2 separate regions of the Mus musculus genome follow, and region 2 is linked to region 1. Evidence: chromatin loops called from intact Hi-C (ENCODE). Cell type or tissue: heart. All regions are shown on one strand. Links, peaks and the distances in the headings refer to the core of each region. The heading gives the core; the rest is flanking DNA.

Evidence for each region. Peaks named below come from ENCODE experiments on the same cell type or tissue, not always from the same donor. Only the 100,000 strongest peaks of a DNase experiment are listed, where the experiment ranks them.
Region 2: it touches region 1 in a loop (2.7-fold over the local background); 2 of 42 quality-filtered maps call a loop at or near these places.

The regions. Positions count from the first base shown.
Region 1 is chr2:67,440,751-67,453,288 of GRCm38, reverse strand. It overlaps Xirp2 (xin actin-binding repeat containing 2), which reads right to left and starts at 7,287. Exons shown (of 9, transcript NM_001024618.2): 1 at 7,135-7,287. In heart, for the core only: a CTCF peak has its summit at 7,260; a DNase peak (open chromatin) is centred at 7,288.
Region 2 is chr2:67,499,810-67,512,347 of GRCm38, reverse strand. It overlaps Xirp2 (xin actin-binding repeat containing 2), which reads right to left. Exons shown (of 9, transcript NM_001024618.2): 4 at 7,225-7,314; 5 at 6,773-6,845; 6 at 5,168-5,301; 7 at 1-4,439. All of the region lies in intron 1 of Gm13601 (a long non-coding RNA gene), which reads left to right. Among named protein-coding and RNA genes, the nearest start is that of Gm13601, 11 kb to the left of the region's middle. In heart, for the core only: no CTCF peak of the experiment used is centred there; no DNase peak of the experiment used is centred there.

The DNA of each region.
Region 1 (12,538 bases), core at 2,536-10,535:
ATAAATGCAATTTTATATACCTAATCTGGAATTCCTTTTCATATATACCTTGAGAAGAATAACACTGTAGGAATTGTTTTGCTATCATTAGTATTTAAGTCTTAACATAAATATTTACATGAATGTTAGTCAGGCTCTCTTATTATTACACCAAAATAACAAGATTATTATCATTATCATTATTCTTATTATTATTATAGATGATGGCTATTATTTGAGCACTACCCATAGTTCTTTGAAGAGCTAAATTATTTTTGATCAAGAATATCAAAAATATAGAAAAATGTGGACATACAGCAATGATGAATCTTGAGAATATATCGGCTCCAGAATGAGTCAGTGGGTGAAAGCAGACATGCTCACACAACTCCATCCCTAAAAATAAATGTCCTGCATTCCTACAGGACACAGTGGCTGTCACCTACTAAATAAGTCATGGCTCTCATGGAGTACTGCATTTTAAATGAGCACCTTGGGAAGGAGCAGCTCAGAGAAAGTTCTACCCACTGACTTGCTGGTAGCTTGCCGTTATCATCTGCTGCACTGCTTGCTTTCCAATGGTGATTCCTGCTGGATCTTGCCTAGCAGAGAAACACCCACCTTCTACCCTTTGCCCTCAGAAGTATGCAGGGGCATGCCTCTGTATGCAGCAGAAGCAGACGCAAAGCTAGGAAACAGATCTAGGAGAAGTTTGCAGATACAATTGAGAACGTTTATGAATGTGAAGGAACTCACTATCATCTCTCCATTTCTGGGAATAGACTCACTTCACTAGAGCAGTCTGAGAGACATGCATAACTTCAAAAAAATACCGAACACAAACATTAGGGGAGCTTTCACTTTACAAAAACATTTTTCATTGCTTTCCTGACACATTTAATGATGTAGTTGGTTGTTCATATGCTTTTAATTATCTGGGTAGTTAGCATAAATATGAATTCTTATGTCGGTGTTGACTTAAAAGAAGCAAAACCCAAATCTGCTGCTGTTGAAGTTATAATGCATTAAGTTCTTCAATCATGAGTCTGTCCAGTCAAACCCTAGGTACTTGAAAATATGAAGTCTACCTGGGACTAAGTTCAACACAGTTAGAATCTTGCGGGTTAGGTACATCTTCTCTGATTAACCCCAAACCTGGCAGTCCCCTGCTGTATAATTACTGAACTCTGACAAACACCAAACATGTGGTTGGAAGCTATAATATTAATCCATGTCTTAAAACATACTGAACTTGTGACATAATTATTAAATCTAGTAATTACCATGTAAGACCATCTATGACAATGTATTCCAACATGGGGAAAGATATCATTGGATCTTCCCAAAAGAGTAAAAGGTCCCCACAGTAAATTTTCATGTTGTGCTTATTTTCTATGATATGCATACCTGAAGCACTCTGGAAATTATATACTTTTCAGCAATCAGACACATCCAGGCAATGCAGAAATATTTTGTCTAATTAGAAAAACATGAAAGGAAAAGATGGACTTGAGAGCTTGCCAAAAAGAGCAATGAGAAATGGCATGTTTGCAAAGACAAACCAGCCATGGTGAGGGAGCAGATCTCATCTTACAGAGAAGACACACAAACACTGGGTAAAACCCAAGCATAAGGTAACTGCTACTTTTTGAGTGTTTACAGCATGTGTGATCATGTTCCCTTTTAGATAATTTGTTTTAATTTTAGCAGAGACATGAAACACAGTATGAACAACACCCTTCTCAATAGCCACAAATAATATAAAATATCTCAGCGTGACTCTAACGAAGGAAGTGAAAGATCTGTATGATAAAAACTTCAAGTCCCTGAAGAAAGAAATTAAAGAAGATCTCAGAAGATGGAAAGATCTCCCATGCTCATGGATTGGCAGGACCAACATTGTAAAAATGGCTATCTTGCCAAAAGCAATCTACAGATTCAATGCAATCCCCATTAAAATTCCAACTCAATTCTTCAACGAATTAGAAGGAGCAATTTGCAAATTCATCTGGAATAACAAAAAACCGAGGATAGCAAAAACTCTTCTCAAGGATAAAAGAACCTCTGGTGGAATCACCATGCCTGACCTAAAGCTTTACTACAGAGCAATTGTGATAAAAACTGCATGGTACTGGTATAGAGACAGACAAGTGGACCAATGGAATAGAATTGAAGACCCAGAAATGAACCCACACACCTATGGTCACTTGATCTTCGACAAGGGAGCCAAAACCATCCAGTGGAAGAAAGACAGCATTTTCAACAATTGGTGCTGGCACAACTGGTTGTTATCATGTAGAAGAATGCGAATCGATCCATACTTATCTCCTTGTACTAAGGTCAAATCTAAGTGGATCAAGGAACTTCACATAAAACCAGAGACACTGAAACTTATAGAGGAGAAAGTGGGGAAAAGCCTTGAAGATATGGGCACAGGGGAAAAATTCCTGAACAGAACAGCAATGGCTTGTGCTGTAAGATCGAGAATTGACAAATGGGACCTAATGAAACTCCAAAGTTTCTGCAAGGCAAAAGACACTGTCTATAAGACAAAAAGACCACCAACAGACTGGGAAAGGATCTTTACCTATCCTAAATCAGATAGGGGACTAATATCCAACATATATAAAGAACTCAAGAAGGTGGACCTCAGAAAATCAAATAACCCCCTTAAAAAATGGGGCTCAGAACTGAACAAAGAATTCTCACCTGAGGAATACCGAATGGCAGAGAAGCACCTGAAAAAATGTTCAACATCCTTAATCATCAGGGAAATGCAAATCAAAACAACCCTGAGATTCCACCTCACACCAGTGAGAATGGCTAAGATCAAAAATTCAGGTGACAGCAGATGCTGGCGAGGATGTGGAGAAAGAGGAACACTCCTCCATTGTTGGTGGGATTGCAGGCTTGTACAACCACTCTGGAAATCAGTCTGGCGGTTCCTCAGAAAATTGGACATAGTACTACCGGAGGATCCAGCAATACCTCTCCTGGGCATATATCCAGAAGAAGCCCCAACTGGTAAGAAGGACACATGCTCCACTATGTTCATAGCAGCCTTATTTATAATAGCCAGAAACTGGAAAGAACCCAGATGCCCCTCAACAGAGGAATGGATACAGAAAATGTGGTACATCTACACAATGGAGTACTACTCAGCTATTAAAAAGAATGAATTTATGAAATTCCTAGCCAAATGGATGGACCTGGAGAGCATCATCCTGAGTGAGGTAACACAATCACAAAGGAACTCACACAATATGTACTCACTGATAAGTGGATACTAGCCCAAAACCTAGGATACCCACAATATAAGATACAATTTCCTAAACACATGAAACTCAAGAAAAATGAAGACTGAAGTGTGGACACTATGCCCCTCCTTAGAAGTGGGAACAAAACACCCATGGAAGGAGTTACAGAAACAAAGTTTGGAGCTGAGATGAAAGGATGGACCATGTAGAGACTGCCATATCCAGGGATCCACCCCATAATCAGCATCCAAACGCTGACACCATTGCATATACTAGCAAGATTTTATCGAAAGGACCCAGATGTAGCTGTCTCTTGTGAGACTATGCCGGGGCCTAGCAAACACAGAAGTGGATGCTCACAGTCAGCTAATGGATGGATCACAGGGCTCCCAATGGAGGAGCTAGAGAAAGTATCCAAGGAGCTAAAGGGATCTGCAACCCTATAGGTGGAACAACATTATGAACTAACCAGTACCCCTGAGCTCTTGACTCTAGCTGCATATGTATCAAAAGATGGCCTAGTCGGCCATCACTGGAAAGAGAGGCCCATTGGACACGCAGACTTTGTGTGCCCCGGTACAGGGGAACGCCAGGGCCAAAGGGGGGGAGTGGGTGGGTAGGGGAGTGGGGGTGGGTGGGTAAGGGGGACTTTTGGTATAGCATTGGAAATGTAAATGAGCTAAATACCTAATAAAAAATGGAAAAAAAAAAAAAAAAAAAAGAAACACAGTATGAAAAGAAACAAAAGTGAGTCTGTCTATCTATCTATCTATCTATCCATCTCTCTCTATCTCTATCTGTTATCTATCAATGAAATATATTCCATATCCCCATATATATTTAATATATGATTTATTGAAAGCATAACATATTTAATGTTTATGTTAAATTTCAATAATCATGCTAATATATAGTTTTATATTTTAATATAATAATAATAATAATAATAATAATAATAATAATAATAGCCTGATTCCAAATCCCAAGTGGTTACCTTTTAGAAGCCCATTCTAGCTATTTAGTACTCCAGCCTTTCAGAATAAATAGATACTTCTTTTTGTGGCCTGTCCTATCTCAAAACTTCCTCCAATAACTAATACCAGTGTAGGCTGAGTAGAAATACACATAAATTCCCTTTTTCCATATTTTGCTTGAAAGTCTTTAGCTTCCACAGACTTTCTACCTACCCTTGAAGCTGGTGGATATAGAATTTGTCCCTGAGCATGGGCCTTCTCAGACTAACACTATTCCCATTTCAATAAACCTGTTTGCTCCAGAGATCCCTTACTTTCAGGAGTGGCCTGGGTAAGGAACTATGACCCCACCTTTCCCCCAGTGCTTTGCCATGGACATCTCTATATTAGAGTAATTGTATCCTTCACAACATAACTATGATGGTAAGCAGAGTGTTTTGAGGCATTTTCATTAATTATCAGACGGGAGGAAGGTCTAGTTTTGTTAGGAGAAAGGGCCAGAAGGCTGGGCTCTCAATTCCAGCTGCTATCCTAGGCAGATTACTCTGATCCAGTCTGTATATTCTGGCGAACTTGCTAAAGTGAAGCAGTAGTGCCAGAATTGGATCGAGTCTGTGGGCTGCTCAGTGGAGTTAGGGAAATAGAAGAACTGTCTGTAATTGGAAAGGTTGCAATGTATGTTCTGTAAGTAGTATCAGGAAATGGAAATGGAAACACCCAATGCAACCATATATGGACATGTATTCACGTGGAATAGATCAGTGTTCTAGACAAGGCTGCCTTGGATCTGAAAAGGGTGAAGCTTGTCAACACTCAGCACAGGATGAGTGCATCAGTTGAATGAACCAATTTCTTTTAAGGAAATGAGAAAAAAAAAAGCAAATTACAACTTAATTAAGTTTCAAAGGGTAACTTGGATATTTTCAAAAGTCTGGATGAGATGCAAATAAAAAAAGGACATGGTAATTATATTAAACCCTATCTCACACAGATTGTTAATCAAAAAGTCTTAGAACTATATTGCCATTTTCTTATTGTCAACCCTGCCTTGTAAATTATAGACTCCCTGCTATCAAACAGACCTTATCAGTGGACTCCTTTAATACATAAACTGATGAGTCTGTGTGTGTGTGTGTGTGTGTGTGTGTGTGTGTGTGTGAGAGAGAGAGAGAGAGAGAGAGAGAGAGAGAGAGAGAGAGAGAGAGAGAGAGAGGGAGAGAGAGAGAGAGAGAGAGCACCCAAGTGGGAGGGAGGAGAACAACAAACTCAAACTTGAAATTCTTCCATTGAGCTTAACAGTTTTCAACTAGGTAAAAAACAAAGTTGCTACATCGAAGTTTTTAATTTTTTTCAAATTTGGCAAATCCAAAGTAAGAGTTGGAAATCTGGAATGGAATAAACAGCAGGGACAGAACTTTTGTAAATAGCAGCGAATTATCTCTGAAGTTGGACTTTCTCTGAAAAAGCAGACCTGCATGAAGGCAGCTTTCCTGTTCTCTGTAATCACAGGAGACAGCAGGCACCTGTGCTGACATTTTTTCGGGGACCTTTTCTGAAGCTATGGCTCCCGTGATCATTAGAGAATGTCGACTTTCGTTTTTCAGAAACTTGAGGAAGCTACACCTAAAAGACGCCCGCCCACTCCTGGATGAAAGAAACCCCGTTCCAACTAAAAGCCAGACTGTGTCTTCCCTCCAGGCAGCGGGCAGTTTGCCACATTGCAGCCATGCGAAGCTCTGAGTGATATTTAAAAACGGATCTAGTTCTTAGCTGATGCGTGGATACCAAGAAGGGAAAATACTCAAATATCAAGCGAAGAAGCAGAGAGATATTTAAACATACAATGCAGAATTTCTGATTTCTGCCCCAACATTTTCCATTCCCTTTTATATTGTCTAAAACTATCAACAGGTATCCTTTCATTAAAAAATAATCCATAACTCTGAATACAGTTGAAGTAAATATTTAACTTGTCTTTTGACACCTTAACACAAAATTTTAAAATGTGTCAAACAACCAACAGCTCCGTCAGTGACCAAATTGAGCTCTGGTAAAAATAAAATATCTTTCAGTTCAACACCAGCTGGCTAAATTTAAACCCAGCATTATGCAACCTTAGAGAGTCCTTGCTTTCCCACCATGTCTTAGGAGAATCTCTTAGACTGTCACTCCCAAATCACTTCAGTCTCTTAGCATCCAAACACAGCACAACAGGACCAAATTAACATGTTCATGGGCAATTGAAGACAGAAAAAAAAAATACATTTGAAAGTGTATATAGGGCATGATACCCTCAAAGCACTATCTCAGTATACTCTGAGTTTGCAGTTACCGTAATTAGGGCTGGCAGATCCAACTGGAAGTGCTTTCCTTAATTCTGAAAAACATGGAAGAACCTGATTCTTTAATCCTTAACTTCAGTAAGACTCCCAGAGGACATAAGCCCGCAGCTAGAGCAAGATCTACAAAAATCAAACTATGACTGAGAAGCAATAACTTTCCTGCATTTCTCAGAGTGTGCTGAAACATTTGAAAACGTTTCAGGCTCCCCTTTTTCCTCATCAAGCTTCATGAAATATCATTCGCATTTCTTAATCTGTATATTTTTCTCTCTGCGCACATGAGAGACAAAGCATTTTTCAGTTTCCCTTCTGGCTGTAAATTGTAGGATAACTTTTAAGTTGTGACTGGTTATTAAGCTCATTATTCTTTAAGATTAAACATTAAAATAATTTATTGGAGAGAGATTAACACATGAGGTTCTAAATTTCATATCCAACAGTGCTAAGCACAATTCTAAGAACAAATCCAACTTGATCAATTTTCTTTTATATAATGACATTTGACTTTCAGTCTTCACTGCTCTTTCAGTAAGAGTCGAACATTTTATAACCTTGGCACACACGGGACTCTATTACACATACCTTTGTACCAGAATTGACCCTAGCTCCGTAGAAATGCTCTATGGATTTGCAACTCTTCACTTGAAAGGCTCCTCCCTGTTTGACACACAGCAAATTTCCCAGTCCCCTGAAAGCAACCAGCAGAGTGGAGACCAGCTCCACCGAAGAGTCTATGAGGCAAGCAGGCAGGGCTGCTGAATTTATTTTAGCCCTGTGTCCAAAGGATGCAACCTAGCACCTATTTTTAGGAACTGAGCTCTGTCTAGGTGGGGCTTGAGTCAACCACTCCTTTCAGAAGTGAGTCTCTGAGGTCATACTGCTTAGTACTCTCCTGAGAAATGTATGCATGGCTCTGACACATGTGCAGTCACTCAAACTCCCTTCCATAGCCACTATCACACCAAAGTCTGAACTTCTCAACATATTCTGAGAAATAAATAATGAATAAAGTGGGGTTATTAAAGGACTTCAATTGCTTGCTTTTAAAAGATACCTTTACTCACTTAAGAGTAAAGGATTTGAAAACAAAGCACACAAAAAGTTGATCTTATTTATTCTGTTTGGGATAGTGATAATTAACTTGAAATCTTCAGAAGGGAACTTTGATTCTTGTTTTCTTTTCTTTTCTATAGGAAGTAGGTGTTTCCTATGTGCAATGGGCTGGATCCTCCTATCTCAGATTCTACAGACTGAAATATTGGAGGATCACCCTGGGATCATCATAGATTTTTTTTTAATTTACAATTTTCATATTCTCGGTGTGTAAAGCAATGTTTGCTTTTCAAGTCTTCCCTCATAAAGCACTCATACTGTAGTGTTTAGTAGGAAAGGGCAAGATAGATCAGGCAGGGAAAGATTCATCTTATGTGCTCTTGAGAGAATTCTATTACATACCATTGCCACTGTACTTTCTCAGTAGACTCTGCTAGCCCAAATGGAGACGGAAGTTAGCTGATATTACCCTTCAGCTTCATAATGCCACATTCTTTAGAATGCGTTAGAATGAAGAATCCTGCTCACCAACCTTTCAACTCTTCTATAACTTCCCAGAGTTGTGCCCTGTGTGTCCTATGCAGCTGGACTCACAAAAAACCAAAACAAACAAAGGAAATTGTCTGCAACTTGAAGAAAGCATCTTACTTTTACACTGCTAATTGCAAAACATAACTGAGCTTACAATTGACCATACTATGATCAATGAATATAAGCATATATGTTTTTTTTTTTCATCTACAGGTTTTTATTAAAAGTAGTGCAACTAGTGATACTGCAGCTTCTTATCTCTACAAAAATCTTTACTCAATGGTCCTGAGTATTCCACAAGATTTTCCAGTGTAAACTATCTCAAGATTTGTTGACCAGTATGTATGGTCATTGCTAGGCATGTGGTCACCAGAAATTTAAATTATTAATATTTAATGAAATTTTAATTTTCAGTTCCACACTTGTACTAACTATATCTCAAGTACCCAGTCTGCAACTGTGACGTGTGTTTCTTCATTGAGAATGCTCTTATCACTTGGAAGATCCCCTCACCATTGCTCATGTCACGTTGGATCTCAGCACAGGTTTACACAAACAGTGCTCTGTTACCTGGACAAGTTGAACATTCATATACATTCTAATACATTCATCTTTGATTAAATTAGGGTACGTTCCAGAGTCTTTATACGGTTGTTACCAAGATTAAATGAGAAAATAAATTAATTGTGCTTATAATATTACTACTCCAACATAATATTTCTCAGAAAATCATGTTAATGCACCATGTTCATAAGAGACAGTATATCGAAAATCATAAGTTATGAGACTGATCTTAATATATAAATGCGGTCAACTTTATTATTTTTATTATTTTATTTGGATATTAATGATACTGTTTGCAATAAGGTAAATTGCTCAAATATCTGATGTTAGGATTTGTCATCTCTCTTGCTCAAATGAACTCTTTTTTATTTTAGTGACTAGTTTCTTGATTTAATTCCTCTGGTTTCATTCACAATGATCTCCTCTCTATTTTATTTTTGACTTTTCAGGGAAAATGTTTCTGATTTAAATACTTATACAACCTATGAAAAAAACAATGATTAAAATAAACATACTTAGCTTGATTTAAATCCTCTATAATGCATATATGTATTGAGCTATTGCACAATATCCACTCATATGTAGAACTTTCATTATTATATACATCGGTTAAAACAATTGAATTAAAAAAATTCAAAACGAACCAAGGAAATTAACATTCATCACCTGAGGTGGTTATAGATGTCAGAGAAGCATGTGGACGAGACTTCACACCATTTACCATCAGAAAAACGCAAGTAACAGGAGTGAATTATGACTGCATAACTGTTAAAATGACTGATATATACAGTACATGAAAATACCAAATGTCTACAAAGATTCAGCGCACTGGGACCCTTTACCCACTCCTGATCCAATGAGAGAGGACGATCCTTGGTTGTTTATAGGCCACATGTATTCTTACTTATAGCCCAGCTTAAAGTTAAAATGACACGTCTACCCAGAAGTCTGCAAGGAGATGTAGACAAAAAAGGTATTTACCAAAATTTGGAATTAATTTATCTATCCTTCACTGATCAATACAATCTTGCACAGTTAGAAATTAGAATGCTATTCAGTGCTACAGAAAGACATCGAGGAAAATCAAATAGTAAATCTACTGCAAAAATCTGCATACTATATGGATTCAATGTTAGTGCATTCTAGAAAAGGCAAAAGTATGAAAAAATAAAAGTTTTTAAGGGTTAATGGAGGGAGACTAGGCTGAAATAGAAGCTCTTTCTGAATGACACTGTACTAGGGTTGTGTGTTATTATACACTTGTCAATTCCAATGAATGTACAATTTGAATATTAATGTATAGACCTATGACATCTAAGTGTGTCAGTGTGAATTCATCAAAATCACAAGAAAGATTCAACTCTGCTTAAGGACAGTGATGATATGGCCTATGTAGGAGGAGGTGGATGGAAAACTTCATCCATTCTCTTCAGTTTTTTATGAATCTAAAATCTTTCTTAAAAGTACTGTACAAGAAATTTAATATATGTTCTTATTTCTGTTATTTTTTCCCTTAAAAATAACATCTGGACTATATAAAAGGATTATGTTATAGATTTGATTTGTGTTATTTACATTTATTTCATCTTGCTCTCAAATCAAGCAATTGACACTATTATTTCTAATAAAACTGAAGATTAGGAAAATTAAGTAACTCTTTCAAAGATAAAGTTAATAATAAGCGAAAAACAACGGGCATTGATCTTAATTCTGCTGACTCCTTAGTTACATGTTTTCAGAGACATTATTTATACTGACTATAATTTAAAAGTTCCCAAAAGCTCGGAATACCCAAGATACAATTCACAGACCACATGAAGCTCAAGAAGAAGGAAGATCAAAGTATGGATGCTTCAGTCTTTCTTAGAAGGAGGAACAAAATACTCAAGGGAGGAAATACAGAGACAAAGTGTGGAGTAGAGACTGAAGGAAAGGCCATCCAGAGCCTGCCCCACCTGGGGATCCATTCCATATACAGACACCAAACCCAGGCACTATTGTGGATGCCAAGAATTGCTTGCTGTCAGGAGCCTGTGTCCTAAGAGGCTCTGTCAGAGCTTGACAAAGACAGATGCAGATGCTCTTAGCCAACCATTGGACTGAGCATAGGGTGGCCAATGGAGCAGTTAGAGAAAGGACTGAAAGAACTGAAGGGGTTTGCAACTCCATAGGAAGAACAATATCAACCAACCAGACCTCGCCCCAGAGCTCCCAGGGACTAAACAACCAACCAGAGAGTACACATGGAGAGACCCATGGCTCCAGCCACATATGTAGCACAGGATGACCTTGTTGAGGAATGCCAGAGTTGGGAGGCAGAAGTGAGTGAGTGGGTGGGTGGAGGAACACCCTCATAAAAGCAGGGGGAGAGATGGGGTAGGAAGATTCTGGGAGGGGGGAAAGTTGGGAAAGAGGATAACATTTGAAATGTAAATTTAGAAAATCAAATAAAAAAGTTCCAAACATTATTATGTGTCATGGTAGTAAGCTTTGTGAGGAACAAAATCTTCATTATATTAATAGAAAATGAGGCAAAGGCTTAGTGTATGCCAGCAATTGCTATGCTCTCTGTGCAGGACAGCAGGTAAGCTACTTGGTCCTTATACAGACAGGAAGTGCCTGTTTTATAGTTGGGTCAACTATATTTCAGTTACTATAACTGAAAACTCTGGACCAAAGGGGTCCATCTAACACTTTTATAATTAAAATACATAATTTATTACTCAGCATATATAACATACTTGAATGCTAGTTGCAACAAAGCAATCTGCTTTGAACACCATAGGAGCCATATTGACCTATTCGGGCATTTTTTGAACAGGAAAAAAAGGCTTAGTAAAATGAATTGTGGCTAAAAGTTGGGTAATTACCTTTACCCATTCAAGTTCAATCACATTAAAATTATATCATGAATCTAGGAAAGCATGATAAGGTTGTTACGTATATATGATTCACTTAAATCATTTCTCATAATCTATGTAGAGTGATGATGTACTTGGCAATACAGACTAGGGACCTTCAGAGAATGAAATCAGCACTATTAATAACCATGCCAACACACAATGTAAGCTGGGCTGTCTGAGACAAAGACATCTGTAAACACTTGACTAATAAGCCAAATGTAGGCCCTCTTGACTCACAATGTGAGTACACATTGAGAGATTTGCAAATGACCTATCACTCAATAAGAAAAAAAATGGTTTTCTTACTGACCACTTTATAGTAGATCATCTCTATACTTTGAATTTGATTATATATAAATCTTCTAATAAAGAGTGGATGGATGAAAAAAACCCTAGAGAATATTTTAATTTGATCCATGAAAAATAAATACTATAATGAGGAAGGTTTTTAGTTAAAATGGCAAGGAACACACATGCTGGAAGTGTTTTTATAAACAGCCAATTAAAATAGAAAAAAGGACATATATAACACAATGGATTCCTTGAGACAAAGGCAGAGACAAGGATGACTGGCACATAAAGAGGTGTGGCAACCAATTATATGAAAGTTCTCTTACATTAGAAGAAAATTGAAATTTTCCTGGATTTCACAGTCTAGTTCATAGTATACCTTAAGATCACCTAAGTCTTAGCTGACATTCTGTTGTATATTCAGTATGTTCACTTAACCTGACTTTAACAGGCACCAAACTCTAACACTATTTCTGATGCTATGTTGTTCTTGCAGACAGGAGCCTAGCAAGACTGTCCTCTGAGATGTTCTACCAGCAGCTGGCTGAGACAGATGCAGATACTTACAGCCAACGTTTGTACGGAGTTTGGAGACCCCTATGGAAGAATTAGGGGAAGGATTGAAGGAGCTGAAGAGGATGGCT
Region 2 (12,538 bases), core at 1,812-9,811, 60 kb before region 1:
AGTATGGCCAGCCTGTCATCTTTCACAATTTCTTCTGCTTTAGCCACTGTTTTCTGATTCATGGCCTGGTTGAGAGAATTCAAGGTTGATTTCAAATCACCTTTTATAATCTCGTCTTTCACTGTCTTATAAGATGAACTCTGAGGCTCTGTCATGAAGACTTTAACTGTATGACGCACATCGCCTGGGATGATGTCAGTCTCACTAACAGTACGTTCAAAGGAAGACTGCCTTTTCTTCAGTAAGAATTTTGTTCCCTCAACATCACCACCAATTATTTCTTCCTCTCCTTCCTGCTTGCTAGCTGTGAGTGTGCTTTCATTTGACCCTGTTTGGAGTTGCTTGAGGTAATCCAAAGCTCCAGTTTCGATGCATGTTGTGAAGAACTGAACATTTCCCCTCTCCGAAGCATCGATTTTTGTCCTTTCGGATATCTTACCATTTGATGCAGAAGATAACAGATTATGAATGGTGCGCCTCACATCACCTCCCAGTATGTCTTCTCTCTCAGTCTTGTCACCAGCATTTTCATGAAGAAGACAATAGATAGTCATGTTAATATCTCCCTTTTCATCTTCTTGAATTAATATGCCTTTCTTTGCACGCCTTTCCTCTGAGAACAGCTTTTGGATTGCTTGTTTTACATCCCCTCTCACTATCTCTTCCTTTTCAGCATGAAATTCCATCGATCTGTTTAATAATTGAGTTTTAGTAAAATTGACGTTTCCCTTCTCCTCTTCACTGACAAATATCTCTTTCTTTGTGCAGTCTCTTTGGGAAAGCAGGTTCATCATGATGTTTCCGAGATCAGCCCTGATAACTTCTTCCTTCTGGATCTCAGGAGTTGTTTGGTTCATGAGCTTGTATTTGGCCATTCTGACATCTCCAACTTCATCAGCTTCAATGATAATTCCGGGAGCTTCAACAACTCTTTGAGAGTAGAGGTCTTCCAAGGTTTCTTTAATACTTTTACCAATAATTTCTTCCTTCTCTACTCTAGTTTTGTTAAATTCGTGAATAGGTGTTGTTTCAAAGAGCCACGTAGTTGTCTTGACATCCGACGGAGGAATTTCTTCCTTTGTCATTTTGGTATCATTTTCATCAAGTTCATTAATAGAATCCAAAGTCTGGTTTTCAAAAAGCCACACTGCTTGCTTCACATCACCTTTCTGCACGTCTTCCTGGGTGACTGTCTTGATATTTTCATATCTGGACTCTTCTCCCAACTCATCTATTCTGTGAGTTTCAAAGAGCCAAGTAGAAGTCTTAACATTGCCCTTTTGTATTTCATTGACACTTACTGTTCTTACATAGTTCTTCTTGTTACCACCTTCAGACTCAAATAATTGTTTATTCATCTGCACATTGCCTCCTTGAATATAGTCAACAGTGGGCACAATATTATGGGATTTGTCTGAAATCATATCCAGTGGTTGAGTTTCAAACCTGTATCTGACAGAACTCACATCCCCCTTCTGAATGTCTTCCTGGGTGACGGATTTAATAACGTATACATCTTCTGATTCGTGAATTGAGTCTAATGGTTTTGTTTCAAAGAGCCACCTTGTTCCTCGTACATCTCCATGTATTGTTTCTTCTTTTTTAACTGTTGTCACTTCATGATAAAACCCTTCATGGTCTTGAATTGCATAGAGTGGTTGTGTTTCAAAAAGCATTTTGTAGCTTTTCACATCACCTTTTATTATTTCCCCGAGATTTGTTTCTCTCATGCTGATGCCATCGGATTCATCTTTAATCTCATCTAAAGAAAATGTCTCAAAAATGAAGCATCCCTTTCTTACATCTCCACCTTGTACGTCTGTCACTGTTTTAACCAATCCATCACATTCTTGACTTTCTTTTATCATATCAATAGGTTGGTTTTCAAATAGCCACCTGCATTTTAGAACATTGCCTTTCTGAATGTCTTCGGCTTTTAGCGTTTTGATCTTACTTAGAACATTCTCTGAACTGCAATTTATAGAGTCTAAGGACTGATTTTCAAACTTAAACTTCATGCCAGAGACATCCCCAGATTGTATATCCATCTCCAAGGGCTTATTTTCTTTCCCTTCATCCCCCTGTATGTTGTCCAGATTTTCTGTCTCAAAAAGAAAACATGCTGTCTGAACATCCCCACCTTGTATCTCCTCCTGTTTCACAGTTTGCAGTTTTACTGTTGCTTCAGAGTCATCTTTTATGGCATCAAGTGGCTGAGTTTCAAACAGCCACATGCAGGTTCTAACATCACCTTTATGAATATCTTCAGAGTTGGTCATCAAGGAAGCTTTTTCATAAAGAGACTCCATTGGCTGGGTCTCAAATAGCCATTTACATGTTTTGACATCCCCTTTAACAATATCAGTACTTTGTTCAGTTTTGCTGTCTGTTTCTTCCACATTACTAAAATATTTAATTGAATCAAGGGGTTGGGTCTCAAATAACCACCTAGCAGATTTCACATTCCCTGCCTGTATTTCTTGAGCAGATATTCCTCTAATTATCTGAAATTTATGAAGGCTTTCATCAAATTGGTCAATAGGCCTTGTTTCAAAAAGCCATCTACAGCTTCTTACATCACCTCTTACTATTTCTTCTTGCTGGACTGTCTTTACTTGGTGGTATTTTCCAAGATGATCTTGAATGGCATAGAGTGGGGTTGTCTCAAAGAGAGATTTATTCAACTCCACAGTGCCTCTTGTGACTCCTTCTACCTCAATTTGATGTGATGCGTCAACCTTAATTAGATTATTGGATTCGAAGATATGAGTGTAGTTCTTTACATGTCCTCTATCAACTGCTTCTAGCCTCACTGTTCTGGTGTATTCTTTCTTATCTTCTCTAATATCTTCTAAGCGTTGAGTTTCAAAAACCCATTTTTGGTGCTTAACATCCCCCTTTTCTTCTTCAGAGGCAGTGATTTTTTGAAGCTTTCCGATATCCGGGCTGTCTTTTAAAGCCTCTATTGGGAGTGTTTCAAATAGATGTTTGGTGGTCTTTACATCACCTCCTATTCTCTCTTCAGGTGATACACTGTCCGTATCAGGAGAGTCTTTTAGAATGTCTAATGGCTGTGTTTCAAACATCCAACACTTTTTAGAAACATCTGTACCTATGACTGCTTCTGTTTTCAGGACAGCCTCGCCTGACTCTTCTTTGATTTTCTCCAGTGGTTGAGTTTCAAATAACCACTTTGCTCTACTCACCCCACCTTTGACATTTTCCTCCATGGATATTCCTCGAACAACCTTAATTTCTGTGATGTCTTTGTTTATTGTGTCCAAAGGCTGTGTTTCAAACATCCAACGTGCTGTCCTTACATCGCCCTTTTCAATGTCTTCTCTCTGCACAGTTTTAATTTCTAGCATTTGGCCTGAACCATCTCTAATGACATACAATGGTTGAGTTTCAAAACACTTTATGCTTCTCTTAACATTTCCTTTAATTTCTTTGAGTTCTGATCTGAGTTGTAACAAGTTCAATTCATCCACTGAGTGAAGCTGTCCAAGTTGATCTAGTTGTTGAGTTTCAAACATGTATCTCACAGTCTTGACATCTCCACCAGTTATATCCTTTGTAAGAGTAGATGCTGTTTCTTCTTGACATTCATGCATTTTGTTCATGGAGTCTAAAGGCCTTGTTTCAAACATCCACCTTGCTGTGTAAACATCTCCTCTAGCTAGTTCAGGAATTTTCTCAGTGTTTCCTTCAGTGCCAGCAGAAGGAATCCCCAGTGCATCTATTGGCTGAGTTTCAAACATCCAAGTTGTATATTTCACATCACTTCCAGCAATTAGTTCTTGGTCAGCAATGCCTTTGGAAGTGTACCCTTCATCTGTAGAACCATGGTTGATAGAATCTAATGGCTGATTCTCAAAAATCCATCGAATCGACTGCACCTCTCCTTTGAGGATTTCATCCCACTCCAGGTTTTCTCTTTCTGAGTTCAAATCTTTCTGAGAACTGTCATTTGTATTTTCGAAAACATACCGAGCTTTTTGTACATCTGCTGATAACGCGTTCCCTGAGTTTATCTGGCTAGAAACAATTTCAGAAACCTCACTGATGTAATCTTTTTCTAAGTTTTTTCTTAACTCTGGATGGATATGCCTATATAAACGGTTTAATTCATATAAATTTCTTTGCTTGGAGTATAAATCTTTGGGCATTGGCAGTCTTCTAGGAGGGCTGGGGAATTCAGGGGACTGGGAAAATGCTGTCACATCCATTGGTGTCTGACAAACATCAGGTGGGGGAGGAGGAAACTCTTCCATCTTCCCTGAAGGAGTGCCATTATCTTGTGCCAGAGTTGTTGAAGTCAGACTGTGATTACTATAACTTGAGGTTGAAGTTTCCTTCCTCTGCCTGGTTGAAGTATAAGAAGAAGAGGTACCCACAGCCGATGATGGCTTTAAGGTTTCTTCAATGTCATTTTCAATCTTTAAGAGAGAAAATCAAAGCTTAAAACGATGATTGTAGTATCGAGATTTCCTGAACCCTACCTTATACCTGTCCACATCAGGTTTCTGCTGTGATGCCTTCATTGGAAAACAGGTATGCATTGTGTTTAAACCTACTTGGAAAAATAGTCATTGTGTGTTAATAAATATCATCCTAATTTTTAATAATTTAATGCTTTTCCATCAACCAGTATTTCAACATTAATACATATTCTTTTTTTTTCTTTTTTGAGACAGAATCACTCTTTGTAGCTTTGACAAGCCTGGAACTCACAGGGATCCTCCTACAAGTGTTGAGCTTAAAGGTGTATCTATGTCTGGCTTAACATTTATACACATTCTTAAAATTTCTTCTTTACTTGATAAGAAGAGAAATATTCAGGAAAAGAGAAAAAGTCTTGAAATACTTTTGTGGAGTTTTATTTTTGTTTTGTTTTTGTGGTATTTAAAACAGAGCATGTAACCACCTGGCATTTAAAATCAATTTAATTACTTTATTTGATGGTAGAGACTTTAAAGCATACATGACTCTCTTTATTCATATTTGCCAGTAGTTGAAGAGATCTTACTCTACCTCTTAGATCAATACTCTCTTTATGAAACAGAATCAAAACTAGTTCAAAATTTTCTGTGAAGAAAATGCCATAAAATTCTAGTACATTTAAGTATGACACTAACACCTCATATTTTCCTGTATGTTACCTTACCTTCATACACTTGGCTGGGGGTGATGTTTCTTTATCAGAGCGGAGGAAGTTTTCCTGGGCAGACTTTTCAAATTGCTCTTTTAAAATCTTAGTGGAAACCTTAGGAAGCTCTTCTTCTTCTGGCGAATCAATGACTACAAAGAGAAGTAGATAACAGGGATATTCTATAGTGAGTAAAATGGTATTTGAGGAGAAACTGCTGTGCATTAAACTTCTTATAATGTAAATTAAGGAATAAGACTCAAAGGACAGATTTATGCACAAAACATTACTTCAGCTAGAAATGTAGAAGTGAAGCAAAAAATACAGAAAAAACAGAGGAAGAAACAGAAAAAAAAAGGTAGGAGTAGGGGCCAGGAAAGATGGCATAGCAGTTGGGATAGCTTGCTGCTCTTGCAGGGGAACTCTGCTTATTTTCACAACACTCATATTGTCAGATCACAACAGCTTGGAAATTCAACTGTAGTGGATCAATGCCCTCTTCTGGCCTCCTAGGGTTCCCTGTCTCTCAGTCTGTTTATTTTTCTCTATGTCTCTCTCTGTCACTCAGTCTCTTTCTGTCTCTCTGTGTCTCTGTCTTTCTGTCCCTTTTCCTTTGTCTCTGTGACTGTTTCTCTGTCTCTGTCTATCTGTGTTTCAGTATCTCTATCTCTTTTCTTTTGTCTCTGTCTATGTCTGTGTCTTTTGCTCTCTCTCTTACACACACACACACACACACACACACACACACACACTACAAAAATAAAAATAAACCTTAAAAGATATTTGGAGTGGTTATTTCTGGATGGGGATATTTTCAAAACTTCTGCAACTGTGTTCCAACTCTACACTCAGTAAAAACAAAACATCTTAAAGAACAAGAGAAGTAATGGAGGCCTACATTTCTTATTTGTGTGTTTGCTTTTGAATATTTTGAGAAAATTTCTGTGTATAGTCTAGGCTGGGCTACACCTTACTGTATAGCACAGGTTGGCCTTGAACCTGCAGCAATCCTTTTGCTTGAACTTCCTAAATGCCAGGGTTACTAGCATGAGTCATCAAGCCTGACAGGTAGAATACTGTTGTAAGCAGCAAGACTCAAGTGATAGTTGGACACAGCAGGGTTAAATCTTTCCTTTCACCTTATCAGGGAAGCAAGTCTTGTACAAGTAGAGAGCTGCACTTCATTTCCTGAAAACATCTAGAAATTTCCATGTAATCGTAACACTTATTTGTATGGTGAGAATTAAATATATTAGTTCCTCAATTTGTTATTAATATTGATATAATGTAGGTAATTTTATTGTCAGAGTGCTTTATAAGCAATAAATTTTATTCTGGGTCCCAAGGTAAAAAAAAAAATCGTAGCTCTTATCTTATCAACTATTTGGAGTTTAGGTGAATTTATCATAGGCCTGATGGACAAAGAGCTATTTAAAAAATATTACATGTACTACCAGAGACAAAATCTAATTATATGCAGAAATGCTATCTAGCCCTCCTCGGGAACATGAGTCATAGTTACTAAAGTTGCTTGGTGGGGAGGACTGGTTTTTGAAAGTCTTCCAAACCCAGACAAACCCAAAGGACAAAGATAGAGCTGGACCAACAGTGCCAGGCTGTTACCTGTTTCTTGAACATATTGATGAAACTGTGAAGCTTGCTTTGTTTCCTCAGTGTGCTTTTCAAGATGTGACATCTGTGTTTAAAGACAATTTAAAAAGAATAATTGTTTTGAAGAATTCGGTGATTTGAGCAGTGAATATAATCTGCATTTTACAGTGCTTTTCTTCTGAGAATTTGGTATGCGTCAAGGGATGCTAGCTACTATTACTATTGTTTACTTTAATGTGTACTCAAGTTACAACAGAACATATGTGAACAGCCCCTAACAGCAGGCATATTTTTAGGGTGCTTGTTTAATTTTAAAAAAATATTTCTAACTGGAAAGCAGGGTTAGACACACTGCTGTATATTTATACTAAATACATGTACTAAAGCATATGCTTATAGCAAAGTCAGAAATTCTACACAGTTCTGAAGGCCATTTGAAAATCACTGTGCTCTTAGGTAATTACCATTTCTGCTTTGAAGACATCAGTTCCATGTCCTTTAGAAACTTCTTGTTCATTCCTTCTTATTATTTCTTGACTGCTGTGGATTGCCTCCTGAAGATGAGCAATTTGACATATAAACAGACTGACAACTCTTAAGGAACACCTGAAAATGAACTCTTTTATTAATGTAATTTCAGTAATAGATAAATCTGAAAAGAGGAGGGAGGGGAGAAGAAGAATTAGAAGAGGAGGAGGAAGAAAGGAGGAGGGGGAGGAGGAGAGGAAGAGGAGGATGAAGAAGAAGTGGAGGAATAGGAGAAGGAGGAAGAAGAAGAGGAGGAAGATGGAGAGAAGGAGGAGGAGGAGGAGGAGGAGGAGGAGGAGCAAAAGGAGGAGGAGGAAAGCAGGACCAGGATCATGGTACCAGCTGCTGCCAAAACCCAATGCTGTAAATATAGTTATTTACAATGAAATGGTGTTATCTAATTATTTTACACTTATGTTCAGAAATTTTGATTAAGTCTCACTGGGTGTTGACAGATGTAAAAAAGGCATCAACTCATTTCTACAGGCCCTATGGGAGACCTTCTTTCTTTGTCTTTGGAAGCATCTAGAAGCTGCCAATTTCCTTTGGTCAAGGCTTTCTCTTTTGTCTAGCTAAGGTTATTTCTCCCAATCACATTTCTGATGTCATCTTTAACTTCTAAGGACATTTGTGTTTATGCTAGACTGATCGGAATGGACCTGAATTTTCTTATCATAGAATCAGGTGACTGATAGCTTTATTTAATCTGTGATCTTAATTCTGAATTGTAAAATAATTTAACTCATTAAAAAATTCTGGAGATAAAAGTACAAGTATGTTTAGAAGCCATTGTCCTATCTACTTCCTCTTGTGAGTATCTTTTTCAGCGTGTGAATAAAGATGAAAATTTTGCAAATTCATAAAGAAAATATATTTTGCTATTTATTATACATGTTATCGTATGTCCATGAACTATTACAATTTTCACATTGATTATCCAGTACAATGAGACACAACTGGGAGTGCCACAGCCTTGTTGGAGTAGGTGTGGTCTTATTGGAGGAAGTATGTCACTGTTGGGATGGGCTTTGAGACCTTTCTCCTAGCCACATTGGAGAGAGTTATATCCTGCCTGCCTTCTGATCAGAGGTTGAACTCTCAGCTCCTCCAGCACCATGACTGCCTAGACACTGCCATGTTTCCTGCCATGATGGTACTGAAGTGACCCTCTGAACCTGTAAGCTACCCCCAATTAAATGTCTTTTGTAAGAGTTACCTTGGTGATGGGATGTCTTTTCACAGCAATGGACCCTAACTAAAACAACCATGTTTATTGTCGCGCTGTTCATAATAGCTAGAAGTTGGAAACAACAACAGAAGTGCGAATAAAGAAAAAGGGGTACATTTACACAATGGAGTATTAGTTGATAAAAAAGTATACTTTGAAATTTGCAGGCAACTGGACAGATTTAGAAACAGTTATTCTGGTTGAGATAACCCAGTCTGACTGAGATAGCTTTCTAAGACTCACAAAGATAAATATGATATGTATTTGTTTATATATGGGTATTAGCCACTAAGTAAATGGTAAAGATGCTACAATTTATAGACACAAAGAGATTAGGTATAGAGGAACTAGGGGAAGACACATGGATCTCCCTGGGGGAGGAAAATAGAATAGATTTTATGGGTGGATTGCATGTGTCTGTGGGGAAATATGGGATTAGGAAGAGAAGGCGTGAAAGAGGAGGGAAGTTAGGGTTTAGGGAGGTAATAAGGAAAGAGACAACTAGAATTGAGGAACATTTGAGGAGTAGTATGGAAACCTCGTTCAGTGTAAACCTCCTTAAATATATAAAGGCAATCCTAATGAAGACTTCAAATAATGGAGGAGACAGAGTCTCAGCTGGTCATCTATTGTCAACAAACAAAGACTTCAGTATTGGGACTCAGTTACATACAATTGAGCTGTTGGCCAAAGGGTTCTGATAGAAATTGACAAACAATTCAGGCCGTTGCCAAGACAATACCTTGTTCTCCATAAACTGACAGCAAGATCATATAGGTGAAGACAACTTCCACACAACTCATTCAACACGGTGAGCTGGTGCCTACATAGAGCCTTCACTTCTATGTTCTAGTGTCTTTGATACAGTAAGGTACACTGCAGATTACCAAAATAGAAAAATAAACACCAAACCCAGCTACAAACCCTTTGATCTACAATGCTGTCCTTCATACAAATAGGCTAGGGCAATGGTGACGCAAAGGCTTTGGGAATGACCAGCAAGCATCTGATTTGGCTTACAGCTCACTCCATGAGATGCTGCCCATATACTACATTGTGTATATGACCAAGAAGCAGAGATTAGATAGCCCAGAGACCTAGGGTAAAACCAAATACAACTTATCTTTTAAAACATAGTAACAAAATGGCACCTAATGTTATTCTGTTAGACTCATAGATAAGTGTCTTAATCAACCAACATCAGAGAGGCTTCCTTCTGCAGCAGATGGGAACAAATGCAGAGACCCACAGCCAGATTTTACACCAAGAGCCAGAGACATCTTGGAACACACAGCTCTAAATAGTATGTCTCCATCAAATTCCTCTCATCAGAGCTCAGGGAGCCCCAGGAAAGAGAAGAGTGTAATAGCTGTGTGTGTGTGTGTGTGTGTGTGTGTGTGTGTGTGGTCTGTGGTGGGGGTTAGGCATTGAGGATAGCAAGTTTGTAAGTCGCTCTAAATCAAATGAGCAAAGATCATATAAAGTCACAGAGACTGAGGCAGCAAGGGCTTAGACATGTCTGTACCAGGTTCACTGGACATATATTACGTTATATATTGTTGTTTTCTGTTTTTTTCTATTTTTTATAGCACTTGTGAGTGTGTGAACAAGTGGGTTTCTGATTCTTGTGCCTTCTCTTGTGTTCTTTTTCTTTTGTTTGTTTGCCTTATCCAATTATTAAATGCTTGTTTTTTGTTTTCTCTCATTATATTTTATTTTGTTGTGTTTTGTAGTTATCTCTTGCAAGGCTGTTCTTCTCTCATAGGAGACAGAAGGCAGTAAATCTAGATGGGAATCGAGGTTGAAGAAGAACTAGGAGGAGTAGGGGGAGGGAAAACTGTGATCAGAAGATACTGTTTGAAATGAATTATTTTCAATAAAGGGGGAATATTATTTAAAAAATAAAAGTTTGGAAAACTGTGATTTAAAGATTTAGGCCATAAATAAAGAGAATTATAGGAATTTGTGAAAATATATAGAAAATGGGGATGTGCTCAGCTGGCTTTCTAAGAATGCATGTGTTTGGAGTTATGTAAAATTGGACTCTCACATTTTTATTTATGCCTAAGTGATTAATGCTACTTTTGAGATTTGATTTTTTTTAAAAAAAATATTTGCTAAAAATAAGAACAATTGAGTGAGCTTAGGTATATTACTTTTGTTAAGTAACGAAAAAGTTAAGAATTAAAGGATATATTTACAGTGAGGTAATAGTTTTGAAGTATCAATTTGTAACCTTGTGAGGAATAAAATTAATTCATGGCAGCTTGCTTTTGACTGTATCTTTTGTACTTACATTATACATATAGGGTGTAACTTTTATGGCTTCCCACAGGGGTATTTGGCATGCCAGGTTATACATCTGATAAACTAAGCAACAAGTATTCATTGATTTAGAGATATGTAGGACAGTCTAATTCTATTATAGTTTTCCAGGAAAGAGAATTTAAAACTGTTGCCTCAGAAATCAACAAAGTATAGTGGAAAATCTGGGGCTTATATTTTAAATGTTATGTGACATTTTATTAAGATGAAGCAGACCACTGGATGTGTTTTTTTTTTTTTTTTCCTAAAGAGAATAGTTTCCGATCCCTAGTTAAGGACTTGTATACTTCAAGTGACATGAGGTAAATGCTTGTCACATAATTTCCATTAAAGACATGTTCACATGATGAATGAACCAGAGCATAAAGAAAGAGAGAATAAAATAGCAAATTCCCATCAATACATTAATTCTTCTTAAACTCCTACTTGCCAGGTGTGTTGAAGATACCGAGGAACAGAACAATGAGAAAGAAGAAAAAACTATTTCTTCTAGGAGGAAAGGAGATGATCCACATTGCTTCCTGCAAGTTCAGAGATTCAGAATTCCATGGGACAAGATGCCTAGCATAGTCAGGCTTTACCTTTACCTAATGGAAGCATCAAACAGAATGGAAAGATAAGAGGCACCCAAGACAGCTGGTGGGAAATCTCAGGGGAATAAAGGGTGACTCTTGACCAGTGACAGAGCTTTCTATCTCTAGAGAAATAACAAGAGACCATCCTTTAGTGTTCTAATGTCAATTGGACAGTGAAAGCAAAGGGTATTGAGAATAGAGGCAGAGCCAGGGATGGGGGAAGCACTGAGGAGAACAAGTCCCTTAAAATCAAAAGAACAAAGCTCATAAGAATTCAGGAAGAGCTTAGCTGAGGTGCAGTGTGATCACTTTCACGGAAGCAGGTCTCTGTCTGGAAGCTCACGTGCTGGCACCGGCCTCTAAACATACTTGTCCCACGTAGTGATTTTTAACATTTTGGATCAGTTCTTATTACAAATATTAATGCCTCTTTCTGCTTTTGAGAGGTGAATATCTGACAATAGCTGGTTCATATTTTAACACTGCAGTATCTGGCTAACATAAAGTAGTGGCCAATCTTCTTGGATGAGACACGTACCATCAAGTCAGTATCCCTATGATTTTATAACATTTGTCAAGATGACATTTAAACTATGCTTTTATTCTGGTGCCCACACGAATGTTAGGTTCTGATACTTGCCACCAATTGTTATTCTGAAAGAGTAAAGTGAAAAAAAATTCTCTTGTATGAAAGACAAAGTCAAAATACTTGAGATAGCAAGTAATGGTATTGGTGATAGGAAACAATAGCCTAGACATAAATGCATTTGAGATATGTCTCAAAATTTATCACTTTTCAGAGGAAAAAAATTTAGTTAGCATGCACATATTCAAGAAAAACTAGCCAGTGTTTATCACCTCCAAATCCATTTTCTTGTAGGAGATGGGACAATAGAGTCAAACAAGTTCACATCAGTTGTATTTATAGCTGCAGGTTTTAACTTCAGCATTTACGTGCCACTGCTAAGTAGAACTGTAATTGCTACACTAGTTTGATATGTGAGCAGCAGTGCATGTATTTTACTGTCCCTCGGTTGCCATAACTTACACAAAGACTTTCTTAAAATATTCCAAGATTGTGCTTCTTCTGTCATTTATTCTGGTTTCCATTTGGCAAGCAGT